Regions from separate parts of the Homo sapiens genome. Here region 1 is linked to region 2. The links are chromatin loops, found by intact Hi-C in ENCODE. Cell type or tissue: CD4-positive, alpha-beta T cell. All regions are shown on one strand. Each heading gives the region's core, and the rest is flanking DNA. Links, peaks and the distances in the headings are about the cores only. Region 1 holds the start of LOC101929319 (a long non-coding RNA gene). Region 2 holds the start of LOC107985827 (a long non-coding RNA gene).

Region 1 (10,902 bases), core at 930-8,929, 69 kb after region 2:
GAGTAGGGTACCACCAGGTTGCCTAAGGAGGGGTGAACCTGCCCAGGTCAGAAACAAGCAGATTAAAACTCCCGTGCTGAGAATTGGGAAGGAGCCTATGAATAAACATTGTATTTCAGCCTGGGCAATACAGCAACATCCTATCTTATATAAAATAATAAACTACTGTCTTTAGGAGGTTTGAACAGGCTAATTTGTTATTTCTTGGATTTATATTATATAATTTACCCTTTAGGTAAATTTAGACTTTTCCTCTAGAATAAATTACATATTTAGAAACCTGTAAAACCCTTACCTTTTTATATGTGTAAAAGGGTTCCTTTCAAGTCATGATTCAGATAAAAATCAAATCCTTTTACACCTATAAGGTCCAAAATAATTTTTCCAGATTTAAATCAGTCTATCCTAGAATTCAAAATATTAATATCACCAAGCATATGCCCATTCTTCTACAACTGTGAAGAAAACTTTATAAAATTAATTAGAAATAAATTTTTAAGGCTGGACACAGTGGCTTATGCCCGTAATCCTAGCACTTTGGGAGGCCGAGGCAGTTGGATCACCTGAGGTCAGGAGTTTGCGACCAGCCTGGCCAACATGGCAAAACCCTGTGTCTACTAAAAATACAAAAATTAGTAGGGTGTGGTGGCACATACCTGTAATCCCAGCTACTCGGGAGCCTGAGGCAGGAGAATCACTTGAACCCAGGAGGCAGAGGTTGCAGTGAGCTGAGATTGTGCCATTGTACTCCAGCCCGGGCTATAGACCGAGACTCCATCTGAAAAAAAAGAAAGAAAATTTTAATTTTTCCAAATAGATTCAAATTATCTGCTGCACAAAATTTTCTAGTTACACAAAGTAAAAATGCCACACATATCTTTCCTTTAAAATCTCATTGGCTGGGTGCGGTGGCTCACACCTGTAATCCCAACACTTTGAGAAGCTGAGGCGGGAGGATCACCTGAAGCCAGGAGTTCAAGACCAGCCTGGCCAACATGGTGAAACCCCATCTTTACTAAAAGTACAAAAATTAGCCAGGTGTGGTGCATGCCTGTAATCTCAGTTACTTGGGAGGCTGAGGCAGGAGAATCGCTTGAACCCAGGAGGAAGAGGTTGCGGTGAGCCGAGACTGCGCCACTGCACTCCAGCCTGAGCGACAGAGCAAGACTCCATCTAAATAAAATAAAATAAAATAAAATATCATCAATATTGTAAGAAGATTATTTCAAATAACAAACTTTGTTTTAACTCCTACTCTCTCTTACAAATCCAGGTAAAATAACAATAGAAATTTTAAAAATTATGGAACAATGAGCTATTACTTAGAGGCTTAATTATCAGTAACAGCCACTTTACTAGCTGTATAATATTCATTTGTGTGACATCTCTTTTCTAAAAATTCCTTTTCAGATACTGTGGAGATGAGCTTCCAGATGACATCATCAGTACAGGTAAGGTTTTAAATTGAGGACCAAAACTATGATTTGTTTCTTTACAGTGTCCCTGAAAGTAAAGGGACACTGTTAAATAGTAAATAGTAGTTATTATTCACTTTTTAAAGTTGAAAGAACCAACACCAGATGCAGCTTGCTAGGTTGTAAAATGCAAAAAAAAAAAAAAAATTAAAGATTTATGCCAACTGCTTGCACTAAAAAATGTATAAACTCTTCTTTGCTGAAAATGTAATGTATCTGAGAGTCTTGAATCTGCAAATCCACAAATATTGCTATAGTTTATGATTTCCATAAATGTGCTAATAAAATGGCTGAAATTTTTCATTGATAAAGGGTTGAAGTCATTTATAAAGTCATTAAAAATCTTTGTCACTAAAACAATCTTACATCATATTCATTACATTTTTATCTTAGTACAATATTCTCCAGAGAATGTTTCAAATAACAAAGTTCTGTGAGATTTAAATAGATGTTACATGAGAAGAGGGCTCTAAGGTCAAATAAATTTGGAAAACGTTGGGTTAAACAATATCAAACAGGTTTCTTCACTGGAAGACAGCAGGGATCTTTTAATATGCTAATCATGTGTAGTAAATCTGAAAAGACCAGATATAATAGGTAGTGCTTTCCAAATATTGCCCACCCCCCCATTATTTTCTGTGACTTTGTTCCAAGAAATGTACCTCAAGAAATGCCCTGTAGTCGCATAAATTTATCTCAATATGCAATATCACTCTTTAATTTATCCCATACTGCTATTTTCTGGCTAAAAACTTCCTTTCTTACATGTATTCAGTATTTTATTTTATTTCCATCACCAGCACCAGCAGCTGGCATTTTTAAGTGCTCTATTTTCTCCCAAGTCATAAAACTATCACAGTACTTCTGCAACTATAAACAACAAAACTACATTGAGTTGCAATTTCTAAGTACTCAGATACTACTAGTTAACTTACTCCCACACCCCAGCCTTTCAGTGACTCAATTCTAATTTATTCGTCATAACTGTAACAGATGGAACTTCCTGCTCTGTTATCGAATGATTAATGCTTAAACCTTGTTAGTTCATTATTCTGTTACAAACTCCCTTAAGAAAGATAACCTATTAAATTAAACCGTTTACTTATCTCTCATTCCTTTCTTGAAAATATATTTTATATTAACAGAAAGTTGAAAGAAAACATCTTATTGCTGTAGGAGGTAGTTGGGGGATGAGAATCCTATTAAACAAAGAAGTTAAAAAGAAGCCTAGGCCAGGTGCCGTGGCTCACGTCTGTAATCCCAGCACTTTGGGAGGCCAAGGCAGGCCGATCACCTGAGGTCAGGAGTTCGAGACCAGCCTGACCAACATGGAGAAACACCGTCTCTACCAGAAATACAAAATTAGCCAGGCGTGGAGGCACATGCCTGTAATCCCAGCTACTTGGGAGGCTGAGGCAGGAGAATTGCTTGAACCCGGGAGGCAGAGGTTGTGGTGAGCCAAGATAGCGCCATTGCACTCCAGCCTGAGCAACAAGAGCAAAACTCCGTCTCAAAAAAAAAAAAAAAAAAAAAGTCTGAAATTTTACATTTTCCTTTTTTCTCTAAAGTAGACAACTTACTCCAAATGTAATCAAATCAGTGGTGGGGTTTTATTGGCACAACTTCAAGAAACTGGGAAAAAAAAAACCCACACAATTTATCATTCAAAGAGAAACAAATCAAGAAACAGAAAAGAATATAGTTAAAACAAAAAAGCCAAAGATTTAGCAAAAAATCAGGAAGAGGACATTGATACAAAGTAATAGAAAAAGAAGATATAAGATACAGTTAACATAAAATCCTATCAAGCATAGGCCTGGTGTGGTGGCTTACGCCTGTAATCCCAGCACATTGGGAGGATGAGGTGGGCGGATCACCAGGTCAAGAGATCGAGACCATCCTGGCTAACACGGTGAAACTCCGTCTCTACTAAAAATACAAAAAATTGGCCAGGTGCAGTGGCACACGCCTGTAGTCCCAGCCACTTGGGAGGCTGAGGCAGGAGAATCGCTTGAACCTGGGAGGCAGAGGTTGCAGTGAGCTGAGATTGTGCCACTGCACTCCAGCCTGGGTGACAGAGCAAGACCCCATCTCAAAAAAAAAAAAAATCCTATCAAGCATAATACTATTAACATTTTGATCTGGTTTTCTTTTTAAATATACGCTTACTCAACCCAGGGTATAGATTACAAAACAAAAATAGAAAATAAAGACATTGGCCAAGCATGGTAGCTCGTGCCTATAATCCTAGCACTTTGGGAGGCCAAGGTGAGAGGCGTGAGCCTCAGGAGTTTGGGACCAGCCTGGGCAACATGATGCAACCCTGTCTCTACAAAAAAATACAGAAGTCAGCCGGGCACAGTGGCTCATACCTGTAATTCTAGCATTTTGTGAGGCCAAGGCGGGTGGATCACTTAAGATCAGGAGTTCAAGACAGCCTGGCCAATATGGTGAAACCCCATCTTTACTAAAAACACAAAAAATTAGCCCGGTGTGGTGGCACGTGCCTGTAATCCCAGTTACTCAGGAGGCTGAGGCAGGAAAATCACTTGAACCTGAGAGGCAGAGGTTGTAGTTAGCTGAGATGGCTCCACTGCACGCTAGCCTGGGCAACAAAGTAAGATTCCCTTTCAAAAAAAATTTAAAAATACAAAGTTAGCCAGGCATCCTGATGCGTACCTGTAGTCCCAGCTACTCGGGAGGCTGAGGTAGGAGGATCACCTCAGTCCAGGGAGGTCAAGGCTGTAGTGAGCCATGATCATGCCACTGCTCTCCAGCCTGGGAGACAGAGTGATATTCTGTCTCAAAAAAAAAAAAAAAAAAGAAAGAAAGAACCTGAAATTGTCCATAATCCTACCACATTAATAAGAGATATAAAAGTAAGGATGTGCCTACTCTCCTCACCTCTCCATCCCAGAAAGGCATTTGATAACTCTGTAGTGACCATCCTTCCAGATGTTTTTCTATTATACAAACATTATATATGTGGAAACTATGGACATATTTCCATGTCAGAGTATGATATTTAGATCATTCAAATTCTTTTTCATGACTGCCTAATAGGTCACTGTATGGATATACTGTAATTTGTCATGTACTAATATTTAACATTCTGAGGCATTTGATTCTGATTTTTTTCTTTTGTTATTCAACGTTTCAATGAACATTTTAAAACCTCTGTCTTTACTCAGTAATTCTACTTTAAAAAAAAATAGATTCCTACAGTGCCAATTTACATTTCTTTTTCTTTTCTTTTTTTTTTTTTTTTTTTTGTTTTTTTTGAGACAGGGTCTTGTTCTGTCACCCAGGCTGGAGTGCAAGGGCGCCATCACAGCTCACTACAGCCTCAAACTCCTAGGCTCAAGTGATTTTCCCGCACAAGGCTAATTTTTATTTTTTATTTTTAGTAGAGATGGGGTTTTGCTATGTTGCCTAGGCTGGTCCTGAAGTCCTGAATTCAAGCTGTCCTCCTGCCTCAGCCTCCCAAAGTGCTGGGATTTCAGGCATAAACCACCTTGCCTGGCTGACTCCCAATTTACATTTTCTTTTCTTTTCTTTTCTTTTCTTTTTTTTTGAGAGTGAGTCTCGCTCTGTCGCCCAGGCTGGAGTGCAGTGGCAGGATCTCGGCTCACTGCAAGCTCCGCCTCCCGGGTTCACGCCATTCTCCTGCCTCAGCCTCCCAAGTAGCTGGGACTACAGGCACCCGCCACCACGCCTGGCTAATTTTTTGTATTTTTAGTAGAGACAGGGTTTCACTGTGTTAGCCAGGATGCTCTCAATCTTCTGACCTCATGATCCACCCGCCTCGGCCTCCCAAAGTGCTAGGATTACAGGCGTGAGCCACCGTGCCCGGCCATTTTTGTGTTTGTTTGTTTGTTTGTTTGTTTGTTTTTTAATAAGGCCTGTCGACTCATACCTAACCAATTTACATTTTAACCAGCTGAATATTCTCTGAATTCTCTCACAATAGAAGAGCAAAAAAGTATCATTAATAATCTAAGTTGAATTTTTGGTAGTGTTTTTGAACACATTTTTAAATGTCTATTAGCCCTTTGAACACCTATGAATTGCCTATGAATTTATATTTCTTGCATATTCTTTGGCGCTTTTGTCTTTCTCTTTTTTATTTCTTTGTATATTAGAGATATTAACCCTATTTTCTCTCAGTCTGTCTCGTGCAAAATTTTTTTTTTATATTTAGGCAAATCTTCCAAATATGAGAAAATAGCAGTCTGAGAATCAGAGCATGAACTCGGAAACCAGACTGCCTGTGCTCAAACCTGACTCTGCCCATTTAGTTCTGTGGCTTTGGGCAAGCTACTTAGTAGTCACTCTGTGCCTCAGTTTCTTATCTGTAAAATGAATATTTAAAAAGTATCCCCCTCACCTCGCAGTGTTGTTGTGGGGGTTAAATGAGTTAATAGATAAAAGCAAGCATTAGGAATGTATATACTCTGCTTTTGTTTATATATATTTGCAGCTCATGCCTGTGACCCCAACATTTTGGGAAGCTGGGGTAGAAGGATCACTTGAGCACAGGAGCTTGAGACCAGCCTGGGCAACATAGTGAGATCCTGTCTCCAAAAACAAACAAAAAGAAGGCCTTTGCCTCCTTTTTGAAAAAGATATAAATATTCCTATATTTTATGTTATATAATAAAGTTTTTCCTTTTTATTTAGCACATTTTGGTCTTTATATTACGGTAAAATGTGTTTAGGTACTCTGTGTAAAGTAGGAATCTAGCTTCATTTCTAATAAATGTGAAACTTGTTGCTCTGACATCATTTAGTAAATAACTCATCCACCCATCGCTGGTTTGACCTGCCCTGCCATTCTCCTGTAATTCTGTGGATGTTCCTTCTACAAAGAGTATCTTCTTTTTTTTTTTTTTGAGACGGAGTTTTGCTCTTGTTGCCCAGGCTGGAGTGCAATGGCAGAATCTTGGCTCACTGCAACCTCCGCCTCCCGGGTTCAAGGATTCTCCTGCCTCAGCCTCCCGAGGAGCTGGGATTACAGGCACACGCCACCAAGCCCGGCTGATTTTTTGTATTTTTAATAGAGACGGGGATTCACCATGTTGGTCAGGCTGGTATGGAACTCTCGACCTCAGGTGATCTGCCCACCTCGACCTCCCAAAGTGCTGGGATTACAGGCGTGACCCACCAGGCCCAGCCCAAGAGTACCTTTTAAATACAAGAGAGAGGCCAACTCGGTGGCTCACGCCTGTAATCCCAACACTTGGGAAGGCCGAGGTGCGTGGACCACCTGAGGTCGGGAGTTTGAGACCAGCCTGGCCAACATGGTGAAACCCCGTCTCTAGTAAAAATACAAAAAAATCTGCCAGGTGTGGTGGTGCGTGCCTTTAATCCCAGCTACTCGGGAGGCTGAGGCAGGAGAATCGCTTGAGCCCGGGAGGCGGAGGTTGCGGTGAGCCGAGATCGCGCCACAGCACTCCAGCCTGGGCAACAGAGTGAGTGAGACTCCATCTCAAAAATAAATAAATAAATACAATAGACAAAATTTCCTGTAGGATAGATTGGAGGACCAAAGGAAAAAATACAAACGTCTCTCACCCTGTTCCATGCGGCAATGAAACCACAGACTCTTCAGCTTGAGAATCGACCTCTGAATTCTGGGAATCTTGTTCATGAATTCTTATATTCTCCTATGAGAATGAAGAGTCTTTGAATTGTCAGCCAAATCAAAGGAGAGTAACATCTTTGTTCTTTTGCCTCCTTCCCCGCAACAGGAAATGTCATGACCTTGAAGTTTCTAAGTGATGCTTCAGTGACAGCTGGAGGTTTCCAAATCAAATATGTTGCAATGGATCCTGTATCCAAATCCAGTCAAGGAAAAAATACAAGTACTACTTCTACTGGAAATAAAAACTTTTTAGCTGGAAGATTTAGCCACTTATAAAAAAAAAAAAAAGGATGATCAAAACACACAGTGTTTATGTTGGAATCTTTTGGAACTCCTTTGATCTCACTGTTATTATTAACATTTATTTATTATTTTTCTAAATGTGAAAGCAATACATAATTTAGGGAAAATTGGAAAATATAGGAAACTTTAAACGAGAAAATGAAACCTCTCATAATCCCACTGCATAGAAATAACAAGCGTTAACATTTTCATATTTTTTTCTTTCAGTCATTTTTCTATTTGTGGTATATGTATATATGTACCTATATGTATTTGCATTTGAAATTTTGGAATCCTGCTCTATGTACAGTTTTGTATTATACTTTTTAAATCTTGAACTTTATAAACATTTTCTGAAATCATTGATTATTCTACAAAAACATGATTTTAAACAGCTGTAAAATATTCTATGATATGAATGTTTTATGCATTATTTAAGCCTGTCTCTATTGTTGGAATTTCAGGTCATTTTCATAAATATTGTTGCAATAAATATCCTTGAACACACATATTTGTGCACCTCTCTAATTATTTAAGACAAGGACCTGGAAATAGAATTACTGAATCAAAGGTTAATTAAAATAAAATTTTCTGTTTTGATAGGCAAAAATGAGGCCTCACTGTAGTTTGAATTTGCATTTCTTTATTCATGAGATTGATGGTTATATAATTTTTTGTTAATTTTTTTTGTGAATTATTTTTCCATGCCTTTTTTTCACTATTTTTAAAAACTGATATAATCTTCTCTATTGATTTGTTAGAAATTATTATATATGTCCATGTTTGTCATATATGCTGTAATTTAATTTTTAGTTTATATTTTGTCTTTTACTTTAATGGTTCTTTAAAATATATCAAATGTTAAAATTTATTTGCAATTATACTTGATTTTGCTGAGGTCTCTTTTCTCATATTTATGTTTAGGACTGTCAAAAGACAAAATGACAACAAATTTAGTTTAAAGATCTTAATTGGCTTTTATTTGCAATTCTAGAATCAGGCACCTCATTTTTAAAATAGAATGAGTGTTCTGATGAGCTGAGCAGAGGACGTTGGTTTTATTGATATAAAAGGGCTGAGGAGAGCAGAAACAGAAAACAAAAAGCAGACTGGTTGTTTCAAAGTTACTTTTCTTATAAAGGTTAAAGCAGAGGCAACTTCCTTATCATGCCAGCTAAAACTGGTCTGTTTGAGGGTTTGGCTATTATCTCTCTGTGGCTCTTGGTTTCTTGGAAGGTCAGATAAACAACTAATTTCGGGTTGGTGGTGTGAAACTTTAGCATGAGTGACTCCATTTTGGTTTGGTCTCTTTGGCCTGGTGCAGAAGCTAAGTCCAAACCAATGACCTCCTATAACTTTTATTTAAGAGAATAAAAATTCCCATTATAAGATATGACATGTATTCATCTATATTTTATTTTTGTTTTGTCACTTCACCTTTTTAGGGAGAAAAAAACACAGTTGTTACTCGGTAATGAGGGATGTTGGGACTCAGACGATACCCTAAAGTATGACACTTTGGGATACTGAGTACTTTGAGCTAAAGGAGACTGGAAGGCCTCAGAAGCAAGATCTCTGTGACCTTCTCCTTCCATCTTCCCTCTTGCCCCAAGTCTTCCTCTTCCAAAGCAAGTCATAAAAACCAGAATTCACCGGGCGCAGTGGCTCACTCCTGTAATCCCATCACTTTGGAAGGCCGAGGCAGAGGATCTCTTGAGCTCAGGAGTTCAAAACCAGGCTGGGCAACATAGCAAGACCTCATCTCTATGAAAAAAATTTTAAATTAAAAAATTAAAAATTATCTGGGCATAGTGCCACATGTCTGTAGTCCCAGCTACTTGGGGGGCAGAGGCGGGAGGATCACTTGAGCCCAGGAGTTTGAGGCTGCACTGGAGCTATGATTGCATCACTGCATTCCAGTCTGGGAGACAGAGTGAGATCCTGTCTTTAAAAAAAAAAAAAAGCAACCAGAACCAAAATTCCTCTTCCTCAAGTCTAGTTACAGACTCCTCTCCCAAAAAGCACGCTATAAAACCTAGAAAGGTCTCTCTGTCCTCCTTCTCCCTTGCAGACCCTCATTCCAGAAGAGTCCTGCCCCACACCCAGAAGGAAGGAGTGTTACACAGAGAGGCCAAGAAGAATCTAGACAGACAGGCCTTACTGGGCCTCCCCACTTGGTCTATTGCCATGAGATCACATGATTTGTCCAATCACATTTCTACATGGCCGTCTATTCTTCATCAAACCTAAACATAAAAATACAATTTTCCTTGGGTCTTTGAGTCTTCATTTCTGTAGGCTCCCATGTCACATAAAATTTTGATTAAATAAATTTATAATGCTTTTCTTTTGTTAGCCTGCCTTTGTTATAGGAGTGTTGGCCTTATGATGGTAAGGAAAGGTATCACGCCTTTCCATCCCTAAACAAGCAATGATTACCATCTAATTAAATTAAACAAAAATGCACGTGCCGGCCGGGCACAGTGGCTCACACCTGTAATCCCAGCGCTTTGGGAGGCCAAGGCAGGCAGATCACCTGAGGTCAGGAGTTCAAGACCAGCCTGGCCAAAATGGTGAAACCCCGTCTCTACTAAAATATACAAAAATTAGCCGGGCATGGTGGCAAGCGACTTAATCCCAGCTACTTGGGAGGCAGAGGCAGGAGAATCGTTTGAACCCGGGAGGCGGAGGTTGCAGTGAGCTGAGATTGAGCCATTGCACTCAAACCTGGGGGTAAGAGTGAGACTTCGCTAAAAAAAAAAAAAAAAAGCATGTGCCAAGCACTGTTCTAGGCACTTAGGGAATACCAGAGAACCAAAGGAACAAAAATCCCCACGTTTGAGGAGCTTATGTTCTGGTGGAGGGAGAGAGATAATAATTAATATACATAATAAATAGACTACATATTAAACATAGGTTAGGGTGCTGCATTATAAACTACTGACACTGTGAGATCATCAGTGACCTGGATGGGCAGTTTCAGTGGGGAGGAGGCAAAGGCCCAACTGAAGTGTGTGAAAAGTGAACTAGAGGAGAAAGGAGAGGTATTGGAGACAGTGGGTCTGGCTAACAAGGAAGTGGTAGCTGTAAGGACAAGTGGGCTGAAAGGAGACTTTCTTGATGAGAATGAATGAACTCAGCTGGGAGAGCTGCTGGGGCCATTTCTTTGAGCCCATGCAGTTGTGAGGCCCCTGGCAAAAATCATATGACACTCTCCAAAGAGGGAGCCTGGAGAGATTATAATAGAGGAATGGGCTGACTTAAGAGAAGGAATGGTGAATCACAGGGTGCTCACAAAGCAGGAGGGCCATGAAGGAGCAAAATCAGGGGCAGTTATATGAAATCAAGACAGGGAGCTTTAGCCACAGGAAAGGGTTGCCCAACCAAAGCCGGAAAAGAGCTTCTGCCCACCTAAGGCCATGGGGAGGGATTGAGGATAAATACCCCAAAGTCTCCCTCCTCCACCCTTCTCTGTACTACTTGTACCTCCCATTGTCTCAT
Region 2 (10,902 bases), core at 1,909-9,908:
ATAAATAAATACTGGAAAGAAATGTTCTCAGTACAAAAATATAAATACCCTAAATACCCTGACTTGATTATTATACATTCTATGCCTGTAACAAAATATATGAACCCTATAAAAAGGTACAAATATTATATATCAATTAGAAATTTTTAAATTAACTTTAATGTTATTCTAGTAGTCCAGTAAGGAAGCAACTTTAGGGAAGCCCATACTTTATTAGCCCTAGATCATTGCATCTATGTGGCCATCTCCTAGCCTTTAGGTGGGAGGCAGAAAGCAGCAGGGCGTGCATGCTAGCTGTGATGGTCCCATCTCCTGGAATATTGTGCTGCTGACTGAGGATTTCAGATAAAGCCTGCTCATTACCAGTTGTACCCACAGATGTCAAATAACAAGTGCCAGTAACAATCTGGCATGGGACTGTCTTCAACTGGTTGAATTAATTAATAACTACTACATACCAAAATATGAAGAGTGTGATTCATGTCCAACTGGGAGGAAAAAAGGACACACGAAAAGGCAAGAACAACTTTGTCACAGACGGGACATTTTTCATCAGGGAAAGGAACTTTTTTACATAAACTAAAGTGTAGACATGAGGTATAAAATAGTGAGATCATCGCCACCAAAACTCCGTGTGGAACTGACTCCCACTGAGTTACACACCCCAGGCAAAGAGATGGGACTTTCATCAACTCCCAGGACTAGTTAATAAGCCTCCTTGCAATAAACTTCTTTTTGGAAAAAAAAGATAACTCATTTACAAGGGAACCCCCCTGCTGTGGTACAGACATAAACGTCTAGAAAAATTACACTTTCTTATATTTCATTCAGATTAGCTTCACTTTTTGGGAAAAAAAGTAGAAAATCTTTTATATGCTATTAATCTTTAGATCTGTTTCTGCTGTCTGAAACTTTTTCTTGGGGCACACTGCTATGACAAAAAAATTAGATATGGTTACTGAAGAAAACCCTAGGAAAAAAATAAGAAAAATATTGTTCAGTGAGGGCTAATTAAGATTACAGCCAACCTATGCTTTTATGAGCATAAACCAAAGTAACATTACTGGGAGATACACAGAAAGAATCACGTTTTCCTGAGAAATCTCTTAAGAAATTACATCAGTTCTCTGGACACATGGAGGAGAGGGGGTGTGCCATTGTGGAGGCTGTGACTCAGCGGCAACCTGATTTTTCATCTGCTTTGACAACAGTGATAACATAAAATGTGTCTGGAAAGGGAAAATTCATTCTCTCTACATCATTCTGCATAGCACCATGCTCTGCACCACATGTGGTGAGGTCCTTACCAGAAATACTGAAAATACAGGGGGGCTTGCAAGGTGTAGGAGAAACGTCTTCCCTGGTCTTCTTTTGCAGCTAATTTACAACATGGCCTCAAAACCAAGCCACCGGAAGGAGGTAGTTGGGGTAAGGAGGGTGAGTTGTGAAGGGAAGATGGGAGGCAGAGTCTCTTGTCCATCTTCTGCTGTTTCTTTTTTTTTTTTTTGAGATGGAGTCTCACTCTGTCACCCAGGCTGGAGTACAGCGGCACAATCTCGGCTCACTGCAACCTCTGCCTCCCAGGTTCAAGCGATTCTCCTGCCTCAGCCTCCTGAGTAGCTGGAACTATAGGCACGCGCCACCACGCCCAGGTAGTTTTTGTATTTTTAGTAGAGATGGGGGTTTCACCATGTTGGCCAGGATGGTCTTGATCTCTTGACCTCATGATCTGCCCACCTTGGCTTCCCAAAGTGCTGAGATTACAGGCGTGAGCCACCGCGTCCAGTATCTTCTGCTGTTTCTTGACTTGTGGAAATGCCTGCATGTGTGTGAAAAGCACAACTTCTCTGTAAGAGTCTATCTTGGTTATTAAGCCCAGAGTCTAAGTAGTGTCAAGCCCATTGATTTACAAATTATATCACTCTGTCCACCCAAAGGCCACCTGGCCATTGTGATATAGAGTAGCTACCAAAGCAACTAAGGTGGTGTTTTCCAAAAAGAGTGACCTGTGAATACTTGTTGAATAAGGTAATATTAACCTACTTGTGGCCTTGATCTTACCCTTCTTCCTATTTAACCACAGCCCTGGCCCTAAGATACCCTGATCCCTGAAAGAACAGCAGCTATGTCTGAGAATAAAAAGCATCTCAAAGAATTCTAGGCTGTCAAACAAAATCAGGAAATGTTGGGAAACTTTTAAGTGATACAGTGGTGACTTTTGCAGGCCCAAAAGAAGTCTGTGGCCTTAATGGATCTATGGGCTACAGGATTCTTATCAAAATAATTTTAGTTAGATGAGTCAATAAATAAAATGTGCCATATAGATGCAATGGAGTATTATTTGGCCTTAAAAAGGAAGGAAAGTCTGGTATAGAATAGATTATGTATGAACCTTGAGGACATTATGCTAAGTGAAATAAGTCATCTACAAAAGGACAAGTATTGTGTGGTTCCATTTATATAAGGAACCTAGAATAATCCAATTTACAGAGGAAATAGAATGGTGGTTGCCAGGGGATGAGGGAAGGAGTGAATGGGGAGTTATTGTTTAATGAGCATAGAGTTTCAGTTTGTTTGTTTTTTGTTTGTTTTTGTTTTTATTTTTGTTTTTTGAGACAAAGTCTTGCTCTTGTCCCCCAGGCTGGAGTGCAACGGCGCCATCTCGGCTCACTGCAACCTCCACCTCCTGGGTTCAAGCGATTCTCCTGTCTCAGCCTCCCAAGTAGCTGGGATTACAGGCGCCTGCCACCAGACCCAGCTAATTTTTTTTGTATGTTCAGTAGAGACGGGGTTTCACCATGTTGGCCAGGCTGGTCTCGAACTCCTGACCTCAGGTGATCTGCCCACCTCAGCCTCCCAAAGTGCTGGGATTACAGGCGTGAGCCACAGCATTCGGCCAAGTTTCAGTTTTGCAAAATGAAAAGAGTTCTGGAGATGGATGGTAGTGATGGTTGTTCAACAATGTGAATGTACTTAATACCACTGAAATGTACACTTAAAAATGGTTGATGATAAATTTTGTTATGTGTATTTTACCATAATTAAAAAATAAAAAGTAAAAATTGTAGTGAGTCCTATTTGCATGCAAGTCTTTGTATACTATTGTAAGACGATGTAGGTAAAACTAGTCCCTGTCTTTATGGAGATTTACTGTTTTCAGATTTATAGGAAAAGAGAGGACAGATTTGTGTATCTGGCATAGAACTTTCCTTCATTATATGGGAAGTGAGCTCAAGTTACTTCATATGGGAATTCAAGGAAGAGGAGGCCCATAAAAGTGAGAGAATTTGATATTCATTTTCTATAAAAGTTAGAAAAGAGGAAGATGAAAAGAGAGGAGAGGAAGGGAGAAGAAGAAAGAAGAAGAAAAAAGAAGAAGAGGAAGAAGAGGAGGAAGAAGAAGAAAAAGGAGGAGGAGGAGGGGAAGGGGGAGGGGAAGGGGAAGGGGAAGGAGAAGGGGAAGCAGAAGATTCCTGATCTTGTCACTCTTCTTTGATGTGCATTTGCTCCCAACATGCATCTACATGCCCAGCTGGAGAGCCAAGATGTAAATGCAACCAGGCCATAATCCACCTTTCCAACCTAATTTCCCAGAACTCCCTTATACCAGTAATTCAGTCTTTTCAGTCCAATTAGCCTTACAAATTCCTATCTCCTGTCTCCATTCACAGAATCTCAGAGTTGGAGAAATCAGAGGTCATCTTGTCCAACCACTCACCAGATGCCTAAGTCCTTAAGTTGGGCTGACATCTTACTTAGTTGAACTTCCATTCATTTTCTCAGTTGGGCTCATAGAATAATGTTCTATGTTATAAAAGGTATAAAAAGAAATACTGTCAAAGAAAAGAGAAAAAGAAGAAGCAGCACACTCTGAACTCAAAGTTAAGTTCCCACTTATTAATTATATTACTTATATTTTAAAAGAATATTTAAATCCAATTGCAAAACATTAAGTCTACAGTGATCCCATTTTTGTCACCCCCACAAAATGTGTGTGTGTGTGTGTGTGTGTGTGTGTGTGTGTATGCGTATATATACATAGAAAAAAGTCCCTGTGTAAATCTTTAAAGTTTCTTTGAAGGCAAAGTTATGGGTACCCTTTATTTCTACACTTGTTTATTTGTATTCATAATTTTTATTCAATTAAATTTTATTTTCTTTAACAAATGAAGAAAATTTGTATATAGTATGTTTGTACATATAAGTAAATATAACTGAGGTGGCAATTAGTTATCAAGTGACACAAAAATTTGCAACAGAACAAAAAATAAAAATTATTTTGTAAATGTACATTGGAAAATTGGGTTTAGCATATTTAATCAAACATGTGGAAGGCTGGACATGGTGGCTTATGCTTGTAATCCCAGCACTTTGAGAGGCCAAGACAGGCAGATTGCTTGAATCCAGGAGTTTGAGACTAGCCAAGCTGGGTATTTTTCTGTCTCTACAAAAAAAATACAAAAATTAGCCAGACACAGTGGTGCACACTTGTGGTCCCAGCTACTTGGGAGGCCAAGGATGGAGGATCGCTTGAGCTCGGGAGGTTGCAGTGAGCTGAATCATGCCACTGCACTCTAGCCTGGGTGATAGAGTGAGACCCTGTCTCAAAAAAAAAAAAAAAAAAAAACGGAACAAAGGAATTGATTATGATCGAATGTTTCCCAAGAAAGAGAAATTAGCCTTAATGGGATCATAGCCAAACCACAAAACATAAATTTGATATTGAGGTTACAGCATACAAAGGGCTGGACTATCCTCTGGGACAATTATCATTTTTCCCTTTGCTTAAATCTTCACTCAGCTCTTGCAATGTATTATGTCATGCATTCTGCTAATCCTTGGGTGGGAATTCAAAGATGACTAAGACGGGGCCCGAGCCCTTAGGACACTCACACATTTCCTATTTGGCTAGAAAAGCAGCCAAAGCTCCAGTAGGCAGCCTGATGGTCTCCTAGAAGGCATTTTTGAAAAAGACTTCAGTTAACCATGTTCCATTGTCTCTCCACATCTCACATTCACTGACACACCTAAAAGAAAGGCCCAAGAGGTCCTTTTGTGTTGGCATCTTCAACTTCTGATATTGTTGGCACCTCAGTAGATGCTATGCGTCTCTTGCTGGTTGGTTTTGGTATCTTGCGAGGGCATATTAAATATTGTTAGCCAAAGAACTCCCCTCCTCAAGAAAATGCTTAGTATCCCCAAGGTCAGCCTCTGTCCAAAAACAAGTCTTCTTTACCTTTCCACTTGACCCAATAGCCATCGGCAAGGATGTGCAAAAGGATTCCACACTCTTTTCTCTTTTGACTAATACTTAGTGCTAAATTCCTGGTCACAAAGGTGAATAAAATCCTTAGTACTAAATTCCTGGTAACAAAAGTGAATAAAGGATTTGCATTCATCAAACTATCTTTGAAAGCTCTTACCCCCTCTTGCTACTCATCCAACTCAAGAGCAAACCTCCAAAATGTCCCTGAACCAGTACACTTCTTTCCCTTCTCCATTGTTGCCATCACCATCCAAGCCACCATCCCATCAACTCTCCCTGGACAACTGCAGTAGCCTCCTGAGATGACTCCCTGCTCCCCCTCTTAATCCACTATAAGTTCTCCTCTGATGAGACACCAGAGTGATCTTTTTAAAACATAAATTAAATCATGTTGTCACCTGCTGAAAAACCTCCTACTGCATATAAATTCAACTCCATATGCCCAACCTGGCTTACGCAGCCCCACAGTACCTGCCACTGCCTACCTTTCCCCTCACAGTAAGTTCCCCCTTTCATTAAGCTCTTTCATCACCTTGCTCTCCCTTTTGTTTTTGGAGAATTGGTCAAGTTCATTCTTGCCACAGGGCTTTTGCTCCAGCCTTCCCATCTGTCTGGCATGGCTGGCTCCTTCAGGTCATTCAGATCTAAGCTTCAATGTCACCTCCTCAGAGAGGCCTTTCCTGACCCTCTTTTCTATCATGTCAGCCTATGCTGAGTCTTTCAAAGCACTCATCATTATCTGATAATTTCCTTGTTTACTTATTGCTCCATTTTTTCTCTGTCACTGCTGCTAGAATGTAAGCTCCATGAAAGCAGTAACTTTGTGTGTCTTGCTCATTGGCTGTACTGGATTGATGCCTGGCATAAAGTAGACATGAAACAAATAATTGCCAAATAAATGTGTTAAATGAGTAAAAGAAGATGGTTGTCACTCCATAGTTAAGTGACTGAATCTTGTATTCACTACATTCATTCATTCACTAACTCATTGAGTTTTTATTATATGCTTGGTACTATTTTTAAAAATAAACAGGCCAGGTGCTGTGGCTTACATCTATAATCCCAGCACTTTGGGAGGCCAAGGTGGGTGGATCACCTGAGGTCAGGAGTTCGAGACCAGCCTGGGCAACATGGTGAAACCTTGTCTCTACTAAAAATACAAAAATTAGCTGGGTGTGGTGGCACACACCTGTAGTTCCAGCTACTCGGGAGGCTGAGGCAGGAGAATTGCTTGAACCCAGGAGGTGCAGGTTGAAGTGAGCCGAGATCACGCCACTGCACTCCAGCCTAGGTGACAAAGTGAGACTCTGTCTCAAAAACAAAAACAAACAAACAAAATAAATGCAGCTAATTGCTATCCTCATGAAACTGAGGTTTCCTATACTCAAAGGAGAGAAATATATCAAATAAAACTTTCTAACGTGATATGCTAAGTGATATGCTAGAGATGTGCAAAAGATGGTTGGAGGTGTTCTCACAGGGAATGTGAGGCTTTACCTGTATTTTTAAGAATGAATTCACCAATGCATTTTAGAGAGAAGGGACAAGAGAGACTTGAGAACATCATGGCAGATGGGAGGCAGGACAGTTTGCAGCTCCCACTTGGACAGACAGAGCAGTGTGTGGACACTCTCATCATGAACTTTTGCTCCAGAACTACTGCAGGAATAAATCAGGAAAGCCAAGAAAACCCACAGACCCTCTGAAGGAAGAGGATTGCTCCTGCAGGACCTGGGAGACACCCCAAACACAGTGATTGCCCAAGCTGTGGAACTGGGAAAGGGGGATTGTCTGCCCCAGAACACACACCCTTGTAAGGCCTCTGAGCCCAAGCTAAGCCACCATATCCCCAGTGACCTGCACATATACATCCAGATGGCCTGAAGCAACTGAAGTTCCACAGAAGTGAAAATAGCTTAACTGATGACATTCCACCATTGTGATTTGTTTCTGCCCCACGCTTTGTAATTTCTTAAGAAATTACAAAGAAATTTCTTTGTAATTCTCCCCACCTTTGAGAATGTACTTTGTGAGATCCAACCCCTGCTCCCAAAACATTGCTCTTAACTCCACCACCTATCCCAAAACCTATAAGAACTAATGATAATCCCACCACCCTTGCTGACTCTGTTTTCGGACTCAGCCCACCTGCACCCAGGTGAAATAAACAGCCTTGTTGCTCACACAAAGCCTGTTTGGTGGTCTCTTCACACAGACACATGAGACATTTGGTGCCGAAGACCCGGGTCAGCGGGACTCCTTTGGGAGACCAGTCCCCTGTCCTCACCCTTACTCTGTGAAGAGATCCACCTACGACCTCAGGTCCTCAGACCAACCAGCCCAAGGAACAGCTCACTGATTTTAAATCGGGTAAGCAGCCTCTTTTTACTCTCTTCTCCAATCTCTCTCACTATCCCTCAACCTCTTTCTCCTTTCAATCTTGGCACCACCCTTCAATCTCTCCCTTCTCTTAATTTCAATTCCTTTCATTTTCTGGTAGAGACAAAAGAGACACATTTTATCCGTAGACCCAAAACTCTGGCGCCGGTCACAGACTCGGGAAGGCAACCTTCCCTTGGTGTTTAATCATTGCGGGGATGCCTCCCTGATTATTCACCCATGTTCCATTGGTGTCTGATCTCCGCGGGGACACCTGCCTTGGTCATTCACTCACGTTCCCTTGGTGGCAAGTCAATTGCAGGGACGCCTGCTTTGGCTGCTCACCCACGTTGCAGCCCAGGGCTGCTTCCCACCCCGCTTGTCCGTGTCTCTACCTTTCTCTTTGAACTTGCCTCCTTCACTATGGGCAACCTTCCACCCTCCACTCCTCCTTCTTCTCCCTTAGCCTGTGTTCTCAAGAACTTAAAACCTCGTCAACTCTCGCCTGACCTAAAATCTAAGTGTCTTATTTTCTTCTGCAATACTGCTTAGCCCCAATACAAACTCGATAGTAGTTCCAAGTGGCCAGAGAATGGCACTTTCGATTTGTCTGTCCTACAAGATCTAGATAATTTTTGTGGTAAAATGGGCAAATGGTCTCAGGTGCCTGACGTCTAGGCATTCTTTTACACATTGGTCCCTCCCTAGTCTCTGCTCCCAATGAGACTTGTCCCAAATCTTTCTTCTTTCTCTCCTGTCTGTTCCTTCAGTCTCCACCCCAAGCTCTGAGTCCTTTGAATCCTCCTTTTCTACAGACTCATCTGACCTCCCTTTCTCCCCAGGCTGCTCCTCGCCAGGCCAAGCCAGGTCCCAATTCTTCCTCAGCCTCTGCGCACCCACCCCACAATCTTTTTATCACCTCCCCTCCTCACCCGGTCTGGCTTACAGTTTTGTTCCGCGACTAGCCCTCCCCCACCTGCCCAGCAATTTCCTCTGAGAGAGGTGGCTGGAGCTAAAGGCATAGTCAAGGTTAATGCTCCTTTTCTCTTTATCCGACCTCTCCCAAATCAGCTAGGATTTAGGCTCTTTTTCATCAAATATAAAAACCCAGCCCAGTCCATGGCCCATTTGGCAACAACCCTTAGACATTTTACTGCCCTAGACCCATAGGGGTCAGAAGGCCGTCTTATTCTCAGTATGCATTTTATTTTATTACCCAATCTGCTCCCGACATTAACTAAAGCTCCCAAAATTAAATTCCGGCCCTCAGACCCCACAACGGGACTTAATTAACCTCACCTCCAAGGTGTACAATAATAGAGTAGAGGCAGCCAAGTAGCAATGTATTTCTAAGTTGCAATTCCTTGCCTCCACTGTGAGACAAACCCCAGCCACAGCTCCAGCACACAAGAACTCCAAACGCCTGAACCACAGCTGCCAGGGGTTCCTCCAGAACCCCCTCCCCCAGAAGCAAGTGCTGGAAATCTGGCCACTGGGCCAAGGAATGCCCGCAGCCCAGAATTCCTCGTAAGCCATGTCCCATCTGTGTGGGACCCCACAGAAAATTGGACTGTTCAACTCGCCTGGCAGCCATTCTTCCGGGAACTCTGGCCCAAGGTTCTCTGACTGACTCCTTCCCGGATCTTCTCATCTTAGCGGCTGAAGACTGATGCTGCCTGATTGCCTCAGAAGCCTCCGGGACCATCGTGGATGCCGAGCTTCTGGTAACTCTTACAGTGGAGGGTAAGTCCGTCCCCTTCTTAATCAACATGGAGGCTACTCACTCCACATTACCTTATTTTCAAGGGCCTGTTTCCCTGGCCTCCAAAACTGTTGTAAGTATTGACGGCCAGACTCCTAAACCTCTTAAAACTCCCCAACTCTGGTGCCAACTTGGACAATATTCTTTTATACACTCCTTTTAGTTATCCCCACCTGCCCAGTTCCCTTATTAGGCTGAGACATTTTAACCAAATTATCTGCTTCCCTGATTATTCCTGGGCTACAGCCACACCTCAATTGCCATCTTTTGCCCCAATTCAAAGCCTCCTTCACATCCTCTCCTTATATCTCCCCACCTTAATCCACAAGTACAGGATACCTCTACTCCCTCCTTGGTGACAGATGATGCACCCCTTACCGTCCCATTAAAACCTAATCACCCTTACCCCACTCAATGCCAATATCCCATCCCACAGCACACTTTAAAAGGATTAAAGCCTGTTATCACTTGCCTATTACAGCATGGCCTTTTAAAGCCTATAAACTCTCCTTACAATTCCCCCATTTTACCTGTCCAAAAACCGGACAAGCCTTACAGATTAGTACAGGATCTGCACCTTAACAACCAAATTGTCTTGCCTATCACCCCATGGTGCCAAAGCCATATACTCTCCTATCCTCAATACCTCCCTCCACAACCCCTCCATAACCCATTATTCTGTTCTGGATCTCAAACATGCTTTCTTTAGTATTCCTTTGCACCCTTCATCCCAGCCTCTTTTTGCTTTCACTTGGACTGACCCTGACACCCATCAGGCTCAGCAAATTACCTGGGCTGTACTGCTGCAAGGCTTCACGGACAGCCCCCATTACTTCAGTCAAGCCCAAATTTCTTCCTCATCCATTACCTATCTCAACATAATTCTGCATGAAAACACACGTGCTCTCCCTGCTGATTGTGTCCGGCTAATCTCCCAAACCCCAACCCCTTCTACAAAACAACTCCTCTCCTTCCTGGGCATGGTTAGGTACTTCCGCGTTTGGATACCTAGTTTTACCATCCTGACTGAACCATTATATAAACTCACAAAAGCAAACCTAGTTGACCACACAGATCCTAAATCCTTTCCCCACTCCCCTTTCCATTCCTTAAAAAACAGCCCTAAAAGTTGCTCCCACACTGGCTCTCCCTAACTCATCACTCCGTTTTCATTACACACAGCTGAAGTGCAGGGCTGTGCGGTCGGAGTTCTTACACAAGAGCCAGGACCGCTCCCTGTAGGCTTTCTGTCCAAACAACTTGACCTTACTGTTTTAGCCTAGCCCTCATGTCTGCGTGTGGCAGCTGCCACTGCCTTAATACTTTTGGAGGCCCTCCAAATCACAAACCGTGCTCAACTCACTCTCTACAGCTCTCATAACTTTCAAAATCTATTTTCTTCCTCACACCTGACACATATACTTTCTGCTCCCCAATTCCTTCAGCTATACTCACTCTTTGTTGAGTCTCCCACAATTACCATTGTTCCTGGCCT

The links. Hi-C counts contacts between places; a loop is a spot of excess contacts. Peaks named below come from ENCODE experiments on the same cell type or tissue, not always from the same donor. Only the 100,000 strongest peaks of a DNase experiment are listed, where the experiment ranks them.
Region 1: a loop joins it to region 2, with 2.5 times the contacts of the local background. A loop is called at or near these places in 3 of 110 quality-filtered maps.

Annotation. Positions count from the first base shown.
Region 1 is chr2:151,372,139-151,383,040 of GRCh38, forward strand. TNFAIP6 (TNF alpha induced protein 6) reads left to right here. Exons shown (of 6, transcript NM_007115.4): 5 at 1,411-1,451; 6 at 7,226-7,908. The coding sequence ends at 7,395. LOC101929319 (a long non-coding RNA gene) reads right to left here and starts at 7,233. Exons shown (of 3, transcript NR_110248.1): 1 at 7,050-7,233; 2 at 657-778. It also overlaps the pseudogene RN7SL124P. RefSeq lists an enhancer at 2,287-2,336. In CD4-positive, alpha-beta T cell, for the core only: no CTCF peak of the experiment used is centred there; no DNase peak of the experiment used is centred there.
Region 2 is chr2:151,301,990-151,312,891 of GRCh38, forward strand. It overlaps LOC107985827 (a long non-coding RNA gene), which reads right to left and starts at 4,910. Exons shown (of 3, transcript XR_001739220.1): 1 at 4,894-4,910; 2 at 3,719-3,804; 3 at 1,732-1,819. In CD4-positive, alpha-beta T cell, for the core only: no CTCF peak of the experiment used is centred there; no DNase peak of the experiment used is centred there; H3K27me3 peaks cover 190 bases.